2 separate regions of the Homo sapiens genome follow, and region 1 is linked to region 2. The links are chromatin loops, found by intact Hi-C in ENCODE. Cell type or tissue: IMR-90. All regions are shown on one strand. Links, peaks and the distances in the headings refer to the core of each region. The heading gives the core; the rest is flanking DNA. Region 1 overlaps LPIN2 (lipin 2). Region 2 overlaps LPIN2 (lipin 2).

Region 1 (9,320 bases), core at 5,082-7,581, 50 kb after region 2:
TTATGAACTAATCAGCAGATTTTTAAATTTTAGTCAAACGCTCACCTGCAATACACTAGGTATAGACAACTGTGCTTTCTAGACGTCCCATTCTAAACACAAAGATAAGGTCCCTCCTACAGGCCCACACATTAACAAAATTCATGCAGCCATAGATGAAATGATGGAAAAATCTTAAGGATTACATTTATAAACACATGTTGTGCATAACATTTGTATACAAGATTTCTAACTTTGGCACTATGAGAATAAAGAAATTTCTTTCTGGGTCAAGAAAGAAATTCTAAGCAAACACATTAAACAATGTTTTTCTTTGAGATAAAAACAAGCTTTTAACTAAACAGTAAATTCTCACATTAAAAATATAAGCCCAGAGCTAACTCCAAGACAGTTCCTCAGACTTTCCCACAATCGCTCAAGCAGTACTCCCTTCTAAGTCCCTCCCTGTCCCTGATTCATAAAACCCTGCTTTACGCAGAAGCAGACCTACTTGATTCCTCTATGACACTATCAGCTACTTCGGGACAAGAGGAATGTTCATTCATTCACCTTTCGCCCTTTGTCCTATGACTCTCTCAACACTGGCTTCTCTGGCCTAGTAAGACCTAGAGGTGGATGCGGGCTCCAGTTTAACATATGACCTCATTTAATCCTCAGAACCAGCCTGTCAAGTAGGTATTGTTATCTCCCTATTACAAAAGAGACAACTGAGTAAATGATACATCAAAAGTATATTCATGAATTTGGGAATTCCCAAAGGTCTATGAGTATATTTCTATTTAATGAAAGGTTCTTCATCAGAGCTGATGTATCATTCATTTATTCAATTACACTAAGTAAAGCACCACTAAAACTCCATTAGCGGGGAGCTCATCTGCAGATGTAGTTACCAAGTGAGTCAAATGATACAGTGAAGAAAGCACTAGTTCAAAAGACAGATCTGCTCAAAAAGAATTCAGATACTCACTTGTATTAGGGGTTTCCACTGGCTACCAACAATGTGATGGGACCTGGATTTCTGAACTGTTGCAGGAAGTCAGGGACCCTAAACAGAGGGACCAGCAGGAGCCGAGGCAGAAGAACATAAATTGTGAAGATTTCATGGACATTTATCAGTTCCCAAAATTAATACCTTTATAACTTCTTAAGCCTGTCTTTACTGCAGTCTCTGAACATAAATTGTGAAGATTTCATGGACTTTTGTCACTTCCCTAATAATCATCTTATAATTTCTTATGTCTGTTTTTACTTTAATCTCTTAATCACGTTATCTTCATAAGCTGAGAATGTACGTCACCTCAGGACCACTACTGTACAAACTGATTGTAAAACGTGTGTTTGAACAATATGAAATCACTGTACCCTGAAAAGAACAGAATAACAGCAATTTTCAGGGAACAATGGAAGATAACCATAAGGTCTGACTGCCTGCGGGGTCGGGCAGAATACAGCCATATTTTTCTTCTTGCAGAGAGCCTATAAATGAACGTGTAAGTAGGAGAGATATCGCTGAATTCTTTTCCCAGCAAGGAATATTAATAATTGATACCGTGTGGAAGGAATGCATTCCTGGGGGGAGGTCTATTAACGGCCGCTCTGGGATTGTCTTATGCAGTTGAGATAAGGACTGAAATACGCCCTGGTCTCCTACAGTACCCTCAGGCTTACTAGGATTGGGAAATTCCAGCCTGGTAAATTCTAGTCAGACTGGTTCTCTGCTCTTGAACCCTGTTTCCTGTTAAGATGTTTATCAAGACAATATGTGCACAGCAGGACATAGACCCTCATCAGTAATTCTAATTTTGCCTTTGCCTTGTGATCTTATTGCCCTTTGAAGCATGGGATCCTTGTGACCTACTCCCTGTTCATACACCCCCTCCCCTTTTAAAATCCCTAATAAAAACTTGCTGGTTTGGGGCTCGGGGTCATCATTACGGTCCTACCAATATGTGATGTCACCCCCAGAGGCCCAGCTGTGAAATTCCTCTCTTTGTACTCTGTCTATTTCTCAGACCGGCCAACACTTAGGGAAAACAGAAAGAACCTATATTAAAATATTGGGGGCTGGTTCCCCCGATACTGAACAGAATAAAAGACTGGAAGCTCTATTCAGCTCTGAAACTGTTTAACTTAAGGATCCTTCTACTCACAGTCCAGTGCCATGTAACCCAGGAGTCACAGTGTACACTTACTCAAATCAGGAACCGTCAAAATTACGAGGGAAAATCCTTGAAGAAGGCACCATGTTGGATACTGACATACCACGTCTCACATAGTCCCACTGAGCCCATTTCCTCCTCCCCAACACCTTTAGTCACCTTCCTATCAGGATGAGCCCGAGAGCAATATTTAGGTTGTTTTAGGGATCATGTTGTATGAGAAATACAGCTTAGACATTCCATCCAGTCTCAGCCCAGCGATATGCTCATGCTGTGAAACACAGGCCAAAGAACATCAGGTTTACCTTGTCCAACTCATTCCAAAGTGCACCAAGTAGGCATGGTAGGGCCACATCACCTCCCCATCTTCCCGGCTGGTATTTCTCTCCTTGACACAATTGCCTTTGAAAACATAAATAACCCAGAGAAACCCACACTCCTATAAAGTAGGTGCTATCTCTCTGTTACCAATTTATAGATGCTGACATCTATAAAGAAAAGCTTCAGCCAGGTGCGGTGGCTCATACTTGTAATCCCAGCACTTTGGGAGGCCAAGGTCGGTGGATCACTTGAGGTCAGGAGTTTGAGACCAGCCTGGCCAACATGGTGAAACCCTGTCTCTACTAAAAATACAAAAATTAGCAGCGTTTGGTGGCAGGTGCCTGTAATCCCAGCTACTAGGGAAGCCAAGGCAGGAGAATCGTTTAAACCCAGGAGGTAGAGGCTGCAGCGAGCCAAGATCGTGCATCACTGCACTCCTGCCTGGGTGACAGAGCAAGACTCCGTCTCAAAAAAAAAAAAGAAAAAGAAAAAGAAAAGAAAAGTGTCTCGGCAGGGCACAGTGGCTCATGCCTGTAACCCCCTCAGCACTTTGGGAGGCTGAGGTGGGAGGATCGCTTGAGCCCAGAAGTTTCAGATCTTCCTCAGCTGATATAGCAAGACCCTTATGTCTATTAAAACCAAAATTAACCGGGGATGGTGGCACATGCCTGTGGTCCCAGCTACTCAGGAGGCACAGGCAAGAGGATTGCTTGATCCCAGCAGGTCCAGGCTGCAGTGAGCTGAAATCGTGCCACTGTACTCCAGCCTGGACAACAGAGCAAGACACTATCTTACACACACACACACACACACACACACACACAGCTTATCCAGTTCTACCTAATAAACGTAACAACAACGGCCAGGTGTGGTGGCCCAACTCAGCAATCCCAGCACTTTGGGAGGTAGAAACGGGAAGACTGCTTGGGCCCAGAAGTTTGAGACCAACCTGGGCAACACAGCAAGACCTCATCGCTATAAATAACAATGAACAACAATAATCATAATGAAGTAAAAACAAAACGCTAAAATTGACTTAGGGATGATAAAGCAATGCACAGGAACTGTCAGAGTCCTTGGGCAGTGGGGCAGCATAGGAACAAGGCAATGTGGGGAGGCAGGTCATCGCTACCACATGGCTGTGGCCTCTGGCAAATCTCTTTCAGCTTCAGGGTTCTCACCTAGAAAACAGCATTATTATCTGTACTTTGTACAGTGGTTGTGACTTAAGAGAGATACTTTACGTAAAAAACTTAGCAAAATGCCTAAAGAAGTTGTTCAATAAGATAACTGTAATAATGATAATCTTTTACAAATATTAAACACCTCCTCGAAATACCTAGTGTTCCTAAGTAGAAGGCATCAGCACCACTTTACAACAGACTAAGAATGTCAGTGGATAGACTAGATATTAAAGACCCCAAAATGCCAAATTTCTATATTTCAAATAATGCTACCTAGGTAAGTTATTTTTAACAGCTAAGCCAGTTAGAAAATCCTGCAACAGAAGATCAGTCCTTTCTTACAAAGCATTTGTTGACCGGGCACAGTGGCTCACACCTGTAATCCCAGGACAGCTGGCAGATCACTTGAGCCCAGGAGTTCGAGACCAGCCTGGGCAACATAGTGAAGCCTGGTCTCTACAAAAAAATACAAAAATTAGCCAAGCATGGGCCGGGCGCAGCGGCTCAAGCCTGTAATCCCAACACTTTGGGAGGCCGAGGCAGGGAGGTCACAAGATCAGGAGATCGAGACCACCCTGGCTAACACGGTGAAACCCCGTCTCTACTAAAAATACAAAAAATTAGCCAGGCGTGGTGGCGGGAGCCTGTAGTCCCAGCTACTCAGGAGGCTGAGGCAGGAGAATGGCATGAACCCGGGAGGCGGAGCTTGCAGTGAGCAGAGATCGCGCCGCTGCACTCCAGCCTGGGCGACAGAACGAGACTCTGTCTCAAAAAAAAAAAAAAGTAGCCAAGCATGGTGGCGCAGGCCTGTAGTCCCAGCTACTGGGGAGGCTGAGGTAGGAGGATTGCTTGGGCTGGGGAGGTCAAGGCTGCAGTGAGCTGAGATAGCCCCACTGCACTCCAGCCTCAGTGACAAAGTGAGACCTTGTCTCTTTAAAAAAAAAAAAACAGCATTTGTTTAACATTTTAAATAACAAAAACAAAGCTTTATCTCTCTCTCAAGTAGTATTTCTCTAAATAACTCTTATTCTCGAATAGTTCATATGTAAATTGACATTACAGCTATGTCAAATAGGTACCTATTATATTTAGTTAGTTATTTATTTTTATTTATCTTTTTTGAGATGGAGTCTTGCTCTGTCGCCCAGGGCTGTAGTGCAGTGGTGCTATCTTGGCTCACTGCAAGCTCCGCCTCCCAGGTTCATGCCATTCCCCTGCCTCAGCCTCCAGAGTAGCTGGGACTACAGGTGCCCCCCACCACGTCTGGCTAATTTTTTGTATTTTTAGTAGAGACGGGGTTTCACTGTGTTAGCCAGGATGGTCTCGATCTCCTGACCTCGTGATCCGCCCGCCTGGGCCTCCCAAAGTGCTGGGATTACAGGCGTAAGCCACCACACCTATCCAGGTACCTATTATTAATTTTAAAAAATACTGTTAAAAGAGTTTAAAGAAATGTAATATGTGGACAGACGTCTCTCAGTGTTTACAAAGAAAAAAATAACACAGCCTCCTAAAACAAACAAAAGATATATTATATCCCCTATAATGCTTCAACTAAGCCCAAACATTCCTTAACTTATGTTGGCTCATAAGAAAAGCACATTGTTTTACAAACACCACAAGTTTATAGACTCAACTGTGAGGAAAAATATCCATAACAATTCAAGCAGCTCCAAATCAGAGCTTCTAATTCATATTAACGATCTGATGGTTTTGCTGGCACATACCGGAGGGCAATTCAAAACATATAATCAAATGATCAGATGACCTTATATTGAATAAATTATTTCCAAATACTTTTTAAGAGCTGTTTGCATTCTGGACACCTCCCTTTCCGAATAAGTTTAAAGCCATGTCTCCAGTGCAGCTGAACATACCTATCTTGCCAGGAACCATAAATGTCATATCATAATGCACTGAATAGATGAGGACGATCTTGGTCAGCATACAATTCTACTGTTTAGTCAGGGGTATATAAAACGTCTTCTAGGCAAACTGCAATCCCATACTAACCAATGAACTTTTTGTTTATAATTATGATTCCTTTTATAAAAAGAGACCATCTTATTTTAAATTTAAAAACGGATGCTTAGGCTGGGCACAGTGGCTCACACCTGTAATCCCAACACTTTCGGAGGCCAAGGTGGGTGGATCACTTGAGTCCAGGAGTTCGAGACCAGCCTGGGCAACATGATGATACCTTGTCCTACAGAAAAGTACAAAAATTAGCTGGGCACGGTGGCACCTCCCTGTGGTCCCAGCTACTCGGGAGTCCGAGGTGGGAGGATCGCTTGAGCCCTAGAAGCGGAGGCTGCAGTGAGCCGAGATTGCACCACTGCACTCCAGCCTGGGTGACCAAGTGAGACCTTGTCTCAAATAAAATAGAAGTTTAAATCAATATTCTAAGGTCATTTATCCCTTTCATTTTATTTCAGAAATAGGTAAATGCAGAAATTCAATCTGTCACTAACAAAGTTACTTTGTACCATATATTTTTTGCGGAGTAAAATTACCAGTTCCAACTTTAAAGTTTCCGAAGGATGCTTTCCCCATCTTTAGCTCCTCCCTTCATCTAATACAGCTTAGTCATAACCACCAAAGCCAAATAATTTTTAAACCTAGATCCTTCCTTCCTTCCCTCCTTCCCACTTACTCATGTATTTATTTATTCAGACTCAGGGTTCTACTGTGTCATCCAGCAGTGGCGTGAACATGGCTCACTGCAGCCTCAACTCCTTGGCTGAAGCCATCCTCTGACCTTAGCCTCCTGAGCAGCTGGGATCACACAGGTGCCCGCACTACCACAGCTGTGTTTTTTTTTTTTTTTTTTTGGAGAGACAGGGTCTTGCCATGTTGTCCAGGCTGGTCTCAAACTCCAGGGCTCAGGCCTCATACCCACTTTAAAATCAACACATCTGTCCGGGTGCGGTGGCTCACGCCTGTAATCCCAGCACTTTAGGAGGCGAAAGCAGGAGGCTCACTTGACCCCAGGAGTCTGAGACCAGCCTGCGCAACACAGGGAGACTTCTCTCTTTCAAAAGAATTGTTTCGGCCAGGCGCGGTGGCTCACGTCTGTAATCCCAGCACTTTGGGAGGCCAAGGCAGGAGGATCACGAGGTCAGGAGATCAACACTATTCTGGCTAACACAGTGAAACCCTGTCTCTCCTAAAAATACAAAAAATTAGCCAGGTGTGGTGGCACGTGCCTGTAGTCCCAGCTACTCAGGAGGCTGAGGCAGGAGAATTGCTTGAACCTGGGAGGCGGAGGTTGCAGTCAGCCGAGATCATGACACTGCACTCCAGCCTGGGTTACAAACAAAAAAACACTAGTAAAATTCTAAATTCAAAGATTATAAAAATAAGTACCATTTTTTGTTTGTTTGTTTTTTGAGACAGAGTCTCGCTCTGTCACCCAGGCTGGAGTGCAGTGACACAATCTCGGCTCACTGCAACTTCTGCCTCCCAGGTTCAAATGATTCTCCTGCCTCAGCCTCCAGAGTAGCTGGGTCTACAGGCATGCATAACCACACCTGGCTAATTCTTTTGTATTTTTAGTAGAGACAGGGTTTCACCACGTTGGCCAGGCTGGTCTCGAATTCCTGACCTCAGGTGATCCGCCCGCCTCGGCCTCCCAAAGTGCTGGGATTACAGGCGTGAACCACCGCACCCAGCCTTCTTCCTCATTTCTTGTTAACAATTTTAACATAAACTGACAAACCTGATCACCGAAATACAACATTCAAAGGCTTTAGCAGAAAAAGACTGAATTGCAGTCAGTGAATCAAATTAGTAAAAATGTTTACTTTATCATCATTTTAATCCTGAAAGTGACATTAAGAGTTTTATCTTGTATTAAAACACAGTTTACCTCCCAACAGATTTTTTTTTCTTCTCCTTCCTTTCTGACTGAGAAGTTGAGCAGAGACAGATGCCCAACCCCAGCTTCCACCAGCTTCCTGCTGAAAATCAAGAGCAAGGCAGCCCACCAAGTGGCCCCGGCAGGATTCTGGCCATTCCCCACTACACATGGGTTGCCACTGACTGCTTCATTTGGACCCCAGGGTGAGCAACTCCCTCACGCTTGTCTTGAAACACACATGTAATAAGCGTTTAGTGTTAGTAATAGTGTGTTACTAAAATGAAGATTCAAGCTGACAGCAGGGGAGGTGGATTCCAAAAATCACAGTTAATTACCAAAGCCGCTAAGCCAAGTTATTCAAATGTCTTATTACCAAGGTATAGCCATAAAACTTACTGCTCCAGGCTATAATACCTTCAAACTCTTCAAGTTTTAAAGACACATTATACATAGGATTCTGCCAACTGGAGGCTATCTACCAACTTGTGAGTTGTTTCATCATGAAGGAGGCAAATGGTAGGTCACGAGACTCTGGGTCTCATTGAGAAGTATAAAAACTTACCAAGCAGTGAAGGGTATTGGAGAGAGAAAAACAGGATTTTAAAATGAAGATTCCAAACCACTGCCTACCAATCTGGCACGGCAAGTCGGGCAAATACACACTCAACGACAGTCACTGGGGTCGGAGTAAAAAGAAATGGATTTAAATTAAAGATGGAAAGACTTAAATCAGACTTAAAGAAAAGCCTCTTGATGTAAATTGCTAAGCACCTACGGGAGATAACCAAATCTACCTGTTACCACTAATCTATCAACTAACAAGACAAAGCCTCCAGCTAGGCGTTACTGTGCTGATATATATTAGGAAATAAGTACCCAAGGCATAGAAAAATCGCTGACACAGAGAACCAAGCCATAATGTAATATTAATAAAAGTAAACATTTGACCCTTTACCACCTCTAACACGTGGCACCACCAGGAATATTCATCCATGCCTCACCATTCAGGGAAGGTAAGTGAGCTCACTCAGGAAGTGCCACCGTCTTCCAGGTCACTGGTAAGGACAAACTGCCTGCTGCGTCTACCTTCATTCAACAGACCTCGACCGAATCGCATCCCAAAGCCGGCTATGTGCTTGGAACTTACTGAGCAGCTATGGAGTTTGGCTTTCAGGAACTCTGGGTCCAGTCCTTAAAACCAAAAGTGCAATACAGGGCGATGAGAACTTCTATTGCTACATTCTCCTAGCAATAAAGAAGACAAAGCCCCAGCTGACTCTATTATTTGCTTCTTAACAGTGCTTTACTATAGTATTAAAGGGTTTTCAAACACTTCATTTCCAGCTTCTCTTAAGCATAATGCGTGCCTATTGACTCTCGACTGTGCCATCAAACGTTAAAACAGAACCTGTCGTTTCATTTCTAGCTTTCTATGGCTACCTCTATCAAAAGTTGGGCATGGAGATACCTTAAGTCTGGCTGGGGCGGTTGCTCACGCCTGTAATCCCAGCTCTTTGGGAGGCCGAGGGGGGCGGATCACCTGAGGTCGGCAGTTCGAGACCAGCCTGGCCAACATGGTGAAACCCCCGGTCTCTAATAAAAATACAAAAATTAGCTGAGTGTGGTGGCTCATGCCTGTAATCCCAGCTACTCGGGAGGCTGGGGCACAAGAATCGCTTTAACAGAGGAGGCAGAGATTGCAGTGATCGGAGATCGCGCAACTACACTCCAGCCTGGGCGACAGAGTGAGACTCTGTCTCGAAATAAAAGAGATACTTCAGTCTGACATACCACAAT
Region 2 (12,823 bases), core at 5,971-8,470:
ATTGGAGAAAGGCAATTAGAGACAATACCGTGTAACAAATGACATTAGTAAATTTTTAAACCATAAAGCATTTATGTTTAAAAATAAGAAATATTCCTTCCTGTAGGAATTCAAAAGAAGAAAATAAGGCCCAATATTTAGAAGCAGTCAAACTCCTAATACTAAATAAACGATCAAGTCTGGTGTTCAGTAAATTCATGTCTTAGCCATTTGTTTCATTCCTTTTTGTATCATCAGAGGAAATGGAAGGTACATAATAGAGATAAAAATTAACTTCAGGCAGAACGTGGTGGCTCACGCCTGCAATCCCAGCACTTTGGGAGGCAGAGGCAGGCGGATCACCTGAGGTCAGGAGTTTGAGACCAGCCTGGCTAACATGGTGAAACCCTGTCTCTACTAAAAATACAAAATTAGCTGGGCCTGGTGATGCATGCCTGTAATCCCAGCTACTCAGGAGGCTGAGGCAGAAGAATTGCTTGGACCTGAGGGGGAGGTTGTAGTGAGCCGAGATCATGCCACTGCACTCCAGCCTGGGCAACAGAGCGAGACTCCATCTCAAAACAAACAACAAAAAAATTAACCTCATATAATTTAAAATACTCAAGCTTTTAAACAATAGTTCTGAAAATGTATAGGTTTCTGTAATTATTTTTTTATTAAGCTTTTGAACTTAGCTTTGATAAACATATTACCCTGAAGCTAAAGTTTGATTTAGCTAGGAGAAATCTGTGTTCACCAGAAACACACACTTACAGAGAAATTGTAATAAGATATTCTGAATGTCCAAAAGAAACCCAGATGAGAGGTCGTGGTCTCTGACTTTGAGGATTTTTAATTCAATGATCTTTATTTTACTTACTGAAAGCTCTTTTTGTTTCTGGTGGTATTTCTTAGTTCTATTATAGCAATGTTTGTAGGATGAAGATAACCTGAACGCCTACCAGCAAGAAAATGGTTAAACAAACTATGGTATGTCCATACTATGGAATACTGTGCAGCTATTAAAAGCACAGAGTTAGGTTTAGAACTAGACTTGAAAAGAATGTTGATGACATATAATTAAATGAGAAAAATCTGAGAGAAAAAAATCAAATAAATGGCAACAAACTGGGTTTTTGGTCATCTTTATCCTACTCTAAATGACGAACCCCTAGAGGAACAGAGGCATGTTGTATTCATAGCATGTGGCATAGAGTAGTAATTCCAACATTTGTTGGATAAATTAACAATTTTTTATTTTAAGGAGAAGCATACTACACAAGATAAACTCTGGTCAATGTAGTCATATGTGGAATAGGGAGAAAAAGGCTGGAAAGTTGACATTTTCCAAGTTGTCCTTGCTGAGCATAATTTTTAGCGGAACTGTCAGAATAAGCCATGAAAACGAGGTTAACATCAATAACCCAGTCCTCTCGCTTACGGTGCCTGCTGATCTAGAAGTTCAGTGTTATGAATTATAAATAATTTTAAGAAACATACAAAAAGTGGTTTTTTTTTTTGACAGATGTCATTTATTATGTTTCATTCTGCTCTTTGCCTCTGTCTCTGATAAGGAAAAATGTTGCTTAGGCCAAGTAAATGCAAACAAGGTATTACAAAGATAAGTAATGAAGAAACTAGAAAAAGCACCAGTCTGATCAAGCTTCCCCTTCATAAATCATAGTGTTTCAATGCTGCTTTACCTACTGGTACCTAAGTTGTTGGTTTCTCAATCAAAAAATGATAAACAATCTCATTTTGCTATCGTATTTTTTGGTAATAATTTTCTTTGTAAATTTATTGTATCAAACTGTAAGTTCATCTTCAAAGCCAAAAAAGTAGTCCTGTATCCTTAATAACTTGATGCTTATCAGTTTTGCTATTTGAGACTTTATTCTTTATGAAGAATGATGTACTGATGCCTTTGAAAGAATTTTTAAAAAGATGCACATTACGTGATCTGAGTTCTTTAGTGAGAATGTAAAATCTATTATTAATAAATAAATAAATAAAAAGATCCACATTGAATCCATCAAGAATCCGTCGTTAACTAGCGTTCAAATCAGTACATACAGAATGTGTGTGCTGGGGAGGGGGGATTTTAACAAATCATGCTCGTTTGCTAGAAGAAGTCAAACATGTAATCACTTATAAAAGGATATAGGCCAATTAATTTAACTCTCTTGAGATCATAATAAATTAATTCACCTGACTACTCAAGGTGAGGGATGTAATATCCCAACCAAAATGGTAAACATGAGTCCCAGTCCAAAGGGCACATGTGGATAAACACATAGCCAGAAGAGAAATGCCCTACTCAGGCAGAACTGAATGTATTCAAGTCAATATGTGAACCAGAAGCAACACTAAGTAAGAAAGCTCATTAAAGCTAGAAAGTGATGTGCCTTCCCTTAGAAAAAGTGCAAGTATGTGCATTCAGCATGCTCCCTGCACCCTGAAACTTTGTATGGAGAAAAATTCCTCATCCCTTCAGTTCCTTTTTGACAGCTTAGTTCTTCAACATGAAACTAAAGCTTGTCTTGCCAACAACAGTCCTCTGTACAATCAACCATAAAAAACTGCTAAACGGTCCGTCTGGGCCACGTACCAGAGGCCTGAGCACACTGTGTAAGGAGGGTGTAACCCATGCAAACTTACATATTCTTCTTCAGTCTCCTCAACAAAGAAAGCTTCTCCGTTATCACCCAACTTCATGTGAAGATCCACTGCACTGCCGTTGATTTCTATATCAATCTATGGGAGAAACAAAGTATGACTTAATGTTCAAGGAGTCTTTCCTTCAAGTTAAACTAAACCAGAACTCTGAGTTCTCAAGTCAAACTTAGCATAGTTTTGAGGTTCCTAGAACTACAGCCTCTGAGAAACACTGCTACTTGCCCCTACCCAACCCCTAAGAAGCCAAATGGAGCTGGCAGAGGGAGAGATGGACAACCAGGAATTGAAAGAAAGTGTTTCACCATCTATTTTTACAACATATAAAAATTTTAAAATTATTTTTCAAATTTAAAATGGGGGAAATATTATTGTCAAACATTTGCACACTTTCCAAGTTATGGCACAGGCAGGCCTCACCTCACACGGTTCAGATACACACAAGTTTCAGGAACCTCAGTATGTGAGCTGTGAGCAACTGCATCAAGTACAACTTCACCGACAGCTCTTCTGCCCACAGATCACTACGTAAGTAACAGGTGACAATCAGTGCTGTGATTGGTCACTGATGATGGCGGTTCCATTTTCCCAAGAACCAGGTGAAACGATGGGATAAGTAATATCATGTCAAAAAAAAATTCAGGTAGACATATGCGTTGGGCCATTTTTGTGTTTGCTATAAAGAAATACACAAGGCTGGGCAATTTATAAAGAAAAGAGGTTTAACTGGCTCATGGTTCTGCAGGCTGTACAAGCACGGCGTTGGCATCTGCTTGGTTTCTGGGGAGGACTCAGGAAACCTTTACTCACGGTGAAAGGCGAAGTGGGGGCAGACACGTCACATAGTGAGAGCAGGTGCAAGAGACTGGGGGTGCCACACAAAGGTGCCACACACTTTTAAAACAATTGGATCTTGTCAACTCAGCAAAAACTCATTCATCCCCAAGTGGATGGTGCTAAGCCATCCATGAGGGATCTGCCCCCATGATCCAAACACCTCCCACCAGGCTCACCTCTAACACTGGAGTTCACATTTCAACATGAGACTTGGAGGGGACATCCAAACCTTATCAACATATTTTGTCAAAATGCTTGTTATAAAACTCCTATGTATGGGCCGGGTGCAGTGGCTCATGCTTGTAATCCCAGTACTTTGGGAGACCAAGGTGGGCAGGTCACCTGAGGTCAAGAGTTCGAGACCAACCTGACCAACATGGTGAAACCCCGCCTCTACCAAAAATACAAAATCGGCTGGGCATGGTGGCGCCCGCCTGTAATCCCAGCTACTCGGGAGGCTGAGGCAGGAGAATCGCTTGAACCCAGGAGGCGGAGGCTGCAGTGAGCCGAGATCACGCCATTGCACTCCAGCCTGGGCAACAAAAGCGAAACTCTCTCAAAAAGAAAAACAAACAAAACAAAACAAAAACAAACAAAAAAACCTCCTATGTATGAATAACATAACCACACTGAAGTGAGGAAGAATGGAACTAACCTTACCTTGGAAACAGTATTTTGACTTGTATTATAAGTCTAAAGACATATTTGATATGTTACTCCAAACAAACATTGTGCAGTAGTTAATACATTCACAGAGATTTGAGTTAGCAATTCTGAAACTATTTTGTGTTTCCTAGGATTGAGTAACTAAGCAGATATACTGACGATAATCAGAACCATGTTTCCTGTTGAAAGAGAAAAAAATTATAAATAAGGAGGGGGAAAGAAGCCTGCGATGGTGGATGGGAATTGGAGGAACCCGTGTGCCCTCATGATTTTCATATATAGATGCAGGGGTGTGTGTGTGTGTGTGTGTGTGTGTGTGTGTGTACACGTGCACACATCCACCCATTTCCTGGCTCTGCCAGCTTGGGCTGCCTAGAAGCAATGATACCTCAGGAGTTACGAGCACGCCTAATAAGCAGATCTTTGTTCGTAAATACTATTCTTCAATAAAAGGAACTGGCGTAAAATAATTAATGCCAGAGCTGAGGCAGGGAAAGTAGCTTCTTCTGGAACACCTTCTGGTACCAGGAAGGAAGGGTTCAAAAACTGATGGGAGCATTTCAAAGGAACTCAACTTGAAGGACATACACTAACAGTCAAACTGGGACAATCTGAGCAACTAATTTCATTTTTGGAGGCTATCCATTTAAACAGTGTAGCTGGGAAAATAGAAGAATGCTTCTTTAACATGCAAATTCAGACTCTAAACTATTCATACACTATCTCAGAAAAATTAACACTTCACAGCCCTTACTTTTAGAGATCAAGTATGACATTTCTCAATGTGACTACTTATCATCTTTGTGTGACTTTAAATGGAGTTTGGTCTTTCCAAAAATTAAACCTAACATCAAATTATGCTAATATTGGCAATACTTAAAAGAATATGCTGTGAACTCTTCAGGCAACAACAACACAAAGGTTTTAAAAATATTTTGAGAGAACACCAAGTTGGAACAAATTCTTCCCACCAACGTGATTATTTTAAAAAGGACACTAATTTGATGTATGAAATTCTAGTAAAACAGTTTTAAAAATAACCCCTCATTTCCATATAGTCTTACTTCTTACACTGTGGCTTAATTGTGCTGAACATAATATAGGACTAAGATGCTGAAATGAAACTGGTATCTCTGAGAAACAGTCGATGTACTAGACTTTTGAACTAGCTTACCACTCTTTGGGTAAGAATATCTCAAATGTCTTTTGGGAGTCTATTCATCCTGTTTCAAATCATATACAAGCTGAGTGTCTCAAATCCAAAAATCTGAAATCTAAAAATGCTCAAAAATCTGAAACTTCTTGAGCATTTACATGACACTCAAAGATAATGCTCACTGGAGCACTTCAGACGTCAGATTTTCAGATTTGGGATGCTCAACCAGTAAGTATAGTGTAAATATTCCAAAAAATGAAAAAAATGAAATCCAAAATGCTCTGGTCCCAAGCATTTCAGATAAGGGATACTCAACCTGTATTTCTGGTGTGGCTTTAGGGAGTAGAGGTGGGCTGTTGTCCAAGCCAATAAATATATCTCTTTCCCAGCTACAGAAACTGGTCCCAGAGATATGTCCGTTCCTTTGACAGGGAGACTAAATACTGATACTTCTGTAGGAAGCTCTCTCTCCACTGGGATTGATGAGTTAACAGATTGTGAGCCTGGAGGTATTGGTGGCCATTTTACATTAGAGAGAAAACAGAAGTGGAAGCAGAGAGCAGAGGTGGGGAAAGAAAAAGGGAATTCTGACAGCAAGCTTTTTTGCCTAAGCTAGTAGAGGGTAAATTTCTGTTATCAGCAATGAAAATAGTTTTAATACACTGGGTTATTTAACTTTGATAAATAATCTGACCAGGCGTGGTGGCTCACACCTGTAATCCCAGCACTTTGGGAGGCCAAGGCGGGTGGATTACCTGAGATCAGGTAATCCTAGCCAACATGGAGAAACCCCATCTCTACTAAAAACACAAAAAGCAGCCAGGCGTGGTAGCACGCGCCTATAATCCCAGCTACTCGGGAGGCTGAGGCAGGAGAAACGCTTGAATCAGGGAGGCGGAAGTTGCAGTGAGCAGAGATCGCCCCACTGCACTCCAGCTTGGGCGACAAAGCGAGACTCCATCTCAAAAAAAAAAAAAAAACAACAAAAAAAAAAAACAGAAAAAAGAAAAAAAAACTTTTATAAATAATCAAGTAATCAGCTTTTTCTGATATCAATAAATTTTAAAATATCAAGTACACATTTACCTTCTAAAAGTAAACTCCTAAGTTACTAAATTTACTGGGAGTACTGCTGTTCTACCAAACAATTACGTATCAATGGCAGTGGGAAAATTATTATACTACATCTCTCTAAACAGTGGTTTTAAGGTGGTCATGATTTCAAATTCACTTCATAGGTACACCCGTATTTGAAAATTTGGGGTCTTACTTTCACATCAATGGCCAGCTTTCCCTAACCCAAACTGACTTAAAATAAGACAAATAGTTAATGCAAATTGCCAGTGTATCTCAAAGTAGGCATGATTTCAGTTTTACTCTCACAGTTTTTCAGTTTTCTCACAGGAAAGCTGTTTTGGTAAATCAAATGGCCAAATTTCCTCCCAAACATATTCTTTGGGTTTCTGAGATACTAAGGGAGTAGGAGGAAAAAAATTCTCTTTTCCTGTGTCTCATGAGTACATTCCTATTAAAAATGCAACGTTTTGACAAGATAGTAACACAACGATTGTGTAGCTTTTGCACAGGAATTGTATTATTTCCTAAATTAGAGGCACACAGCAAGCAGGAAAAGGTGTTTTATCTACTTGGTCACCATTTACAGATGCATACATGCTTATAAATACATCTGCCTTCAGGTTCCATTTTGAAAGGCCAGACACTGATCCAATGTGATAAAAAACAATCTCAGCAAAAAAAAAAAATAATGATGATGATACCTTATCAGCAGTTTTACAATAGATCCATACACAACTAATGGGAAATTTCAGTTTGTTGCCAATTCCCCCAGAACAGGTCCAGTCTGAAAGTACTATTGGTGTTACCACAAAGAAAGAAAAAATTTCAGAGAACCTAAACTATGGCTAAATAACACTGTTTTGCAATGGAAAGTTTCTAAGTCCCTAAGTAAACTGCAACTGCTTTTGCTTTCTAAAGGGTGACTCTGAACAGAGGCCAGACCACACAAGCCCTGCTACCCTGAAATGTGGTTCTCCAGTGGAAACTGATTTTGTAATACCTAGAAATGAGATGTTTTTCCTGGAGGAAAAAAAGAAAAAGAATATCTAGTTTTGTGAAATCCATTTTCTTTCACTCTCAAAATAACATTTAAGTTTAATTAAATAGAGGGAAATTTCTATTTAAAGCTCAGCTATATAAAATAGCAAAAAGCTGAAAATAAATGTTTTCGACTTACACCAGTGGTCCTCTACCACATACTTTTAGGTCTGTGCCAGAAAATGGTGAGGCTCTTTTGTTGTGCTTTAAAATGTTGACAAAGCCTTTCTATGTTATTTAAGTAGATACTGCGAGGCAAGAATAGAAAGAGAAATCTGTGTACCTGCCAAGTGTTATTACTAGCTCTGTTTTCTAATTTGATTGACATCAGATATACTAGCAAAACTTCCAGCTGCTCCATAACCTGAAGAGGATAAGAAAAACCTACACAAATATCTTCTTCCTGAATGAATCTTCCCTAAAACAAACAAAAGTCAACCAGCCTATGGTCTGTTGGTTAGCATTTCAGTCAAATATGGGGACAAGTCCTGGTATCAACAACAGAATTTAGATTACAAAAGTTTTTACAGCTTTGTCAAAACAAACAAAATGTGGCATTAATTAATTTCCTTTAAAAAAAAAAATATGGCCAGGTGCGGTGGCTCTACACCTGTAATCCCAGAACTTTGGGAGGCCGAGGCCGAAGCCGGTGGATCACTTGAGGTCAGGAGTTCGAGACCAGCCTAGCCAACAAGGTGAAACCCCGTCTCTACTAAAAATACAAAAAATTAGGGGGGCATGGTTGCACGTGCCTGTAATCCCAGGCACTTGGGAGGCTGAGGCAGGAGAATCGCTTGAACCTGGGAGGCGGAGGTTGCAGTGAGCCAAGATCACACCGCTGTACTCCAGCCTGGACAGCAAAGCGAGACTCCGACTCAAAAATGTGTGTGTGTGTGTGTGTGTGTGTGTGTGTGTGTGTGTGTGTGTTCTTGATTATACCCACCTATTCCATTTACAATTAGTATGAAGGTATTAGCCTAAGTATTTAAAAATACTATATAAGGTAAAGGAAATTTTTCTTTTTCTAAATATGTCTAAGTTCCCCCATCTAGTTTCTGTTTTGCTTTTCTGAGTTGCAACATGTAAGATTATTATAATAATTTTCAGTTTCCCTTTCCCTTGAAGAGACTTCTGCAGTCGAGCTTTGTGGTTTTCAAAGTAACTTCAAAAGCAATACATAAAGGTTGACTTCTCGTAACATTGTCTCAACATCATTCAGGTTAAAAAAAAAAAAAGGCCTAGAAAACTCACAATAGCGATTTATTCATAGAGGATGACTTTTCTACTCCTTGAGGACACTCACTCACTTTCTCTTTGAATCTCAGGATGACTTTTCCTCTCCTTGAGGACACTCACCACTTTCTCTTTGGATCTCAGGACTCCCAGCTTTCCAAACCGAACGTGAAAAGGTGAACACTGATAGCTGCCATCCTGCTGCTGTACCACGATGACATCAATGCACCCAGAGAGGGTGGCCTGGTTAATGCCCTTGTAGAGTTCCTTCACAGTGACAATCACCTGCCCAGCCAGCTGTCCCACATAATTCATGGTTTGAGACTACAAGAAACAAAAATTAGATGAGATGTTAACACTAAATTTGTGATCTATTGACAAAGAAATAACAGTCGTAACAAAAATGACACTACTCACTTGTATGCCAGATTTCATATCATTAGCCTTATTAATTTTCAACCTAACAGTCTCATGCTACCATTGTTTCTACGCATTTCCACACACGGACCTCCCGAGACTATTCTCCTTTGTATCTGAGAGGCTGCTCCAGCCAGGGCCTGAGGCATTCCCTTTCCTTTCTCAGCAACCTGGATAGTACTGACTGCCATTAGGGACTTTTTCCCCAAAGTTCAGGATCAGCACAGAATCACCAAAGAACCCTGACCTCCTGCCCAAGACCCTTTGGAACCTGCGGCTACTGCATCCACTTTGGCCATAGCAGCCAAACAGAAAAAACAAACATCATCCCCGGGAGAAACCAGAGATTCATCTTCCAACAGAACCAATGTAATAAATTAGTGAGAGCTACATTTTGTAAGGAACTATTATTACCAGAATAGTATGGTTCGGACACATGCTAGATTAAATAAACTCTGGCAAGTCTGCCTGAGCCTAGCCCATTTATAACATTACTTCTACGGAAAAATCCCTTCAATGACTCAATATAACTAACTGGAACATGCAATCAAGTTCTACAAAGTTCAAAGCACAGAAAAGGGTTTTACTCTTGTTCCTCAACCTCAATTCACTATTCAAATCACAATCAAAAGGTCTGCAAGGAGTTCTCCAGAAAGGCTCAAAGGAGAGGAAGTACAGCTAAAGCCAGGGGTGGCTTTATTGCCTTGGCCCCATCCCCAACTTTTCCACTAATAAAAACCAAATCCCCCCCTTCAGTCCTAATGTCAGATTTTACTTCCAGCTACTGAATACACCCCCACATTTTATTCATTAGATGCTGACACCCCTAATATTATGCCAAAGCACAATTCAGTGAAAGCCATTCTGGGGACTGGAATGACAGAGAGTAACCAAGAGCCCCTCCAATGCTCCAGCTAATTCAGAGGCCAACTTTCACCCAACCACAGGACTGACTGACTGCTCTCCAGGCTGTCTGCCATAAGCAGCTCGTGGTTTCTCTACACCCAGCTTGGAGGCTGCCTTGAGCTTAAAGGTCCATGCTCTGAAAAGTTTCAGAGATCATGTTCTGTGTTGCCAAGTGAGTCCAAAACTGAACTGGGAGAAAGAATGCTGTCTTCTTGGGAAAACTCAGGGGCCTCCAGGATATCTGCCTGCACAGAAATTCACTCTGCTCTTCACAGATGAGTGGCCACGGCAGAGCCCTGATTCTAAATTGTTTCCTGTTCCTACACGCGGATGAATGTGTAATCAAGGCCCATCAGTTCTACACCATGAAGCATCGCCATGATAATTTTACCCTGGAAGAAATTTTTAAAATATTTTAAAACTAATGTTACCAAGGCCCTTAAATGCACCCATAGAAAAGCTGGAAAACGCTTGTGCTGCAAAACTTACTCCTAAATAACAAAATAAGATGACATCCTTTATGTGATATCAAACAATTATAATCTGGTGATGGTTTTGGAATAATTGATTTGACCTCAATAGCTAAACCAAATTAAGCATGTATCAAGTGCTCAATAATCATTTATTGAATGAATGAACAAATGAACTAGTAATAAATGAGACTAAAAAAATAAGAAACATAAAAAAAAAGTGTGGGGAGGAAATAGTGTTTCATCAAAATATTCATATAACATCCCATTATGTTTTTAATAATTAAATTCCTATTTTGAGGTCACTGTAGATTCACATGTGGTTCTAAAAAATAACACAGCTAGATCTCATGCATCCTTTTCATATTCTGTAGGTAATGCATATTCACAACATGCTTTTTACCTACATGGCACACACATGAATTAAACAGCATCCAAGCAGTCAATCTTGGTATTACTGCTTGAATGGTGGTGGCAATGTTAAAATGAATTTTATTACAAGAAAAAAAAAACATGTTAGACCTTTTCTTAAAATAAACAAAAAAATGCTAACTTTTAAGCATTGACATTCAGCCACAAACAAGTCTTATAAACATAAATGTGTAACAAGCTTCCATCAACTACAGCATAAAATTCATAATTAAGTGTAACCGTACCTATTCAAGATTATTTTAACTACCATGGTTAAGGGATGTGCTGTTATATGGGAAAACCTAATGTGTAAATGCCAGTTGCTAAATGTAGAAAAATACAGGTTGTCAAATAACTGGTTTTCTCTTGACAGATAATGAAACAATGACATTTATATTGTGAAGGCTGGTAAAACAAAAGTAAAGGGAGGCCTGTAGCTTAACATGCTACACCCTGGGTATGATGAGCAGCTGTCTGCTAGAAGGGTCACCCCAACAGAGCTGGGGAAAGAGGCTTCCTCACCGTTAGTTACGTCTGGAGGAAATGCAGTTGTTCGTCATAGGCATGAGGGATATGTTAAACAGCCTGCTCTTGAAGCAGAATCTAGTGCCATATACCTTATTCCTACATGCTAGCCCAGCATAGCTACACAATAAGAACCAAGTCAGACCTGTCCTGGTCAACACCTGGGAAAGCCACACTCTGAACCAGCAGCAGAAAAGATACACAATGATGTAACCCAAATGTTTAAAAAATATAGCAAAATAACACACTATAAACTATTCCTCCTATTTTATCATGAATGATGAGGGAAAATGTGGGAGGACAAAATAAATAATGGAGAGTGACAGAGACCAAAGGAGAGCCATGCAGAAAGAAACAAACAAGAAGTCACAGAGAAAAAAGAGCAAAAGCAAAGACAGAATATTTAACCAGAAAGGCAGGCTCATTTGGAGATGCCCACACAAAAAGCAAAATGTGGAAATGAAAAATGGTCACAGAGCAGCATCCCTATCTTGAGGCTTACGGGCATAAATAAAAATATTAAAGTGCACTTGCTGATTCTTGGAACAAGAAGAATACATCCAGCCCATTCTTTTAACAAATACCAAAAATGCTTCTAACACATCTCTGAAATACTCTAACAATAATCACACTGGAAACAACTCTTTTTTTGAAAGCTCGTAACATCCCAAATTCTTAAACTTATACATTATTATCTCAGAACTACTTTAGAGGTGGTATTATTTCTATTTTTAAAGACAATTAAGGCTGGGTGTAGTGGCTCACGCCTGTAATCCCAGCACTCTGAGAGGCTGAGGCAAGCAGATCACTTGAAGTCAGGAGTTCAAGACCAGCCTGGCCAACACGGTGAAGGCCCGTCTTTACTAAAAATACAAAAAATTAGCCGGGCGTGATGGCGTGCGCCTGTAGTCCCAGCTACTTGGGAGGCTGAGGCAGGAGAATCACTTGAACCTGGGAAGCGGAGGGTGCAGTGAGCCGAGATCACACCACTGCACTCAAGCCTGGGTGACAGAGCAAGACTCCGTCTCAAAAAAAAAAAAAAAAAAAAAAAGAAATGAGGGTTAGAAAAGTTAAGTAATATCTATGACCTCCCTCTGTCCCCCACCACCACCAAATTCATATATTGAAGCCCTGACGCCCAATGTGATGGTATTTGGAGACAGGGCCTTTGGGAAGTAATTAGGTTTAGATGAGGTCACATGGGTGGAGCCTCCATGTGATGGATTAGTGTCCTTCTAAGAGGAGAAAGAGACCCAGACCACGCTCTCTTTCCTTTCCTCGTGAGAATACAGCAAGAAGTCTGCAAACCAGGAAGAGAGCCCAATCGGCTGGCACTTTGATCTGTGAGAATGGTAAGAAATAAATGTCTGTTGTTTAAGCCAAATACCATCTATGGTATTCTGCTGCAGTACCCCAAGCTGACTAAGACAAGTCT

What was found. Peaks named below come from ENCODE experiments on the same cell type or tissue, not always from the same donor. Only the 100,000 strongest peaks of a DNase experiment are listed, where the experiment ranks them.
Region 1: it touches region 2 in a loop (2.8-fold over the local background); 16 of 110 quality-filtered maps call a loop at or near these places.

What each region holds. Positions count from the first base shown.
Region 1 is chr18:3,002,404-3,011,723 of GRCh38, forward strand. The region is part of intron 1 of LPIN2 (lipin 2); the gene reads right to left. Among named protein-coding and RNA genes, the nearest start is that of LPIN2, 6.1 kb to the right of the region's middle. RefSeq lists an enhancer at 1,477-1,994. In IMR-90, for the core only: no CTCF peak of the experiment used is centred there; a DNase peak (open chromatin) is centred at 6,338; H3K27ac peaks cover 626 bases.
Region 2 is chr18:2,951,867-2,964,689 of GRCh38, forward strand. It overlaps LPIN2 (lipin 2), which reads right to left. Exons shown (of 20, transcript NM_001375808.2): 2 at 8,783-8,983; 3 at 2,638-2,733. The coding sequence starts at 8,974. Among named protein-coding and RNA genes, the nearest start is that of LPIN2-AS2, 8.7 kb to the right of the region's middle. RefSeq lists enhancers at 5,173-5,232, 6,108-6,267, 8,452-8,551. In IMR-90, for the core only: no CTCF peak of the experiment used is centred there; a DNase peak (open chromatin) is centred at 7,325; H3K27ac peaks cover 325 bases.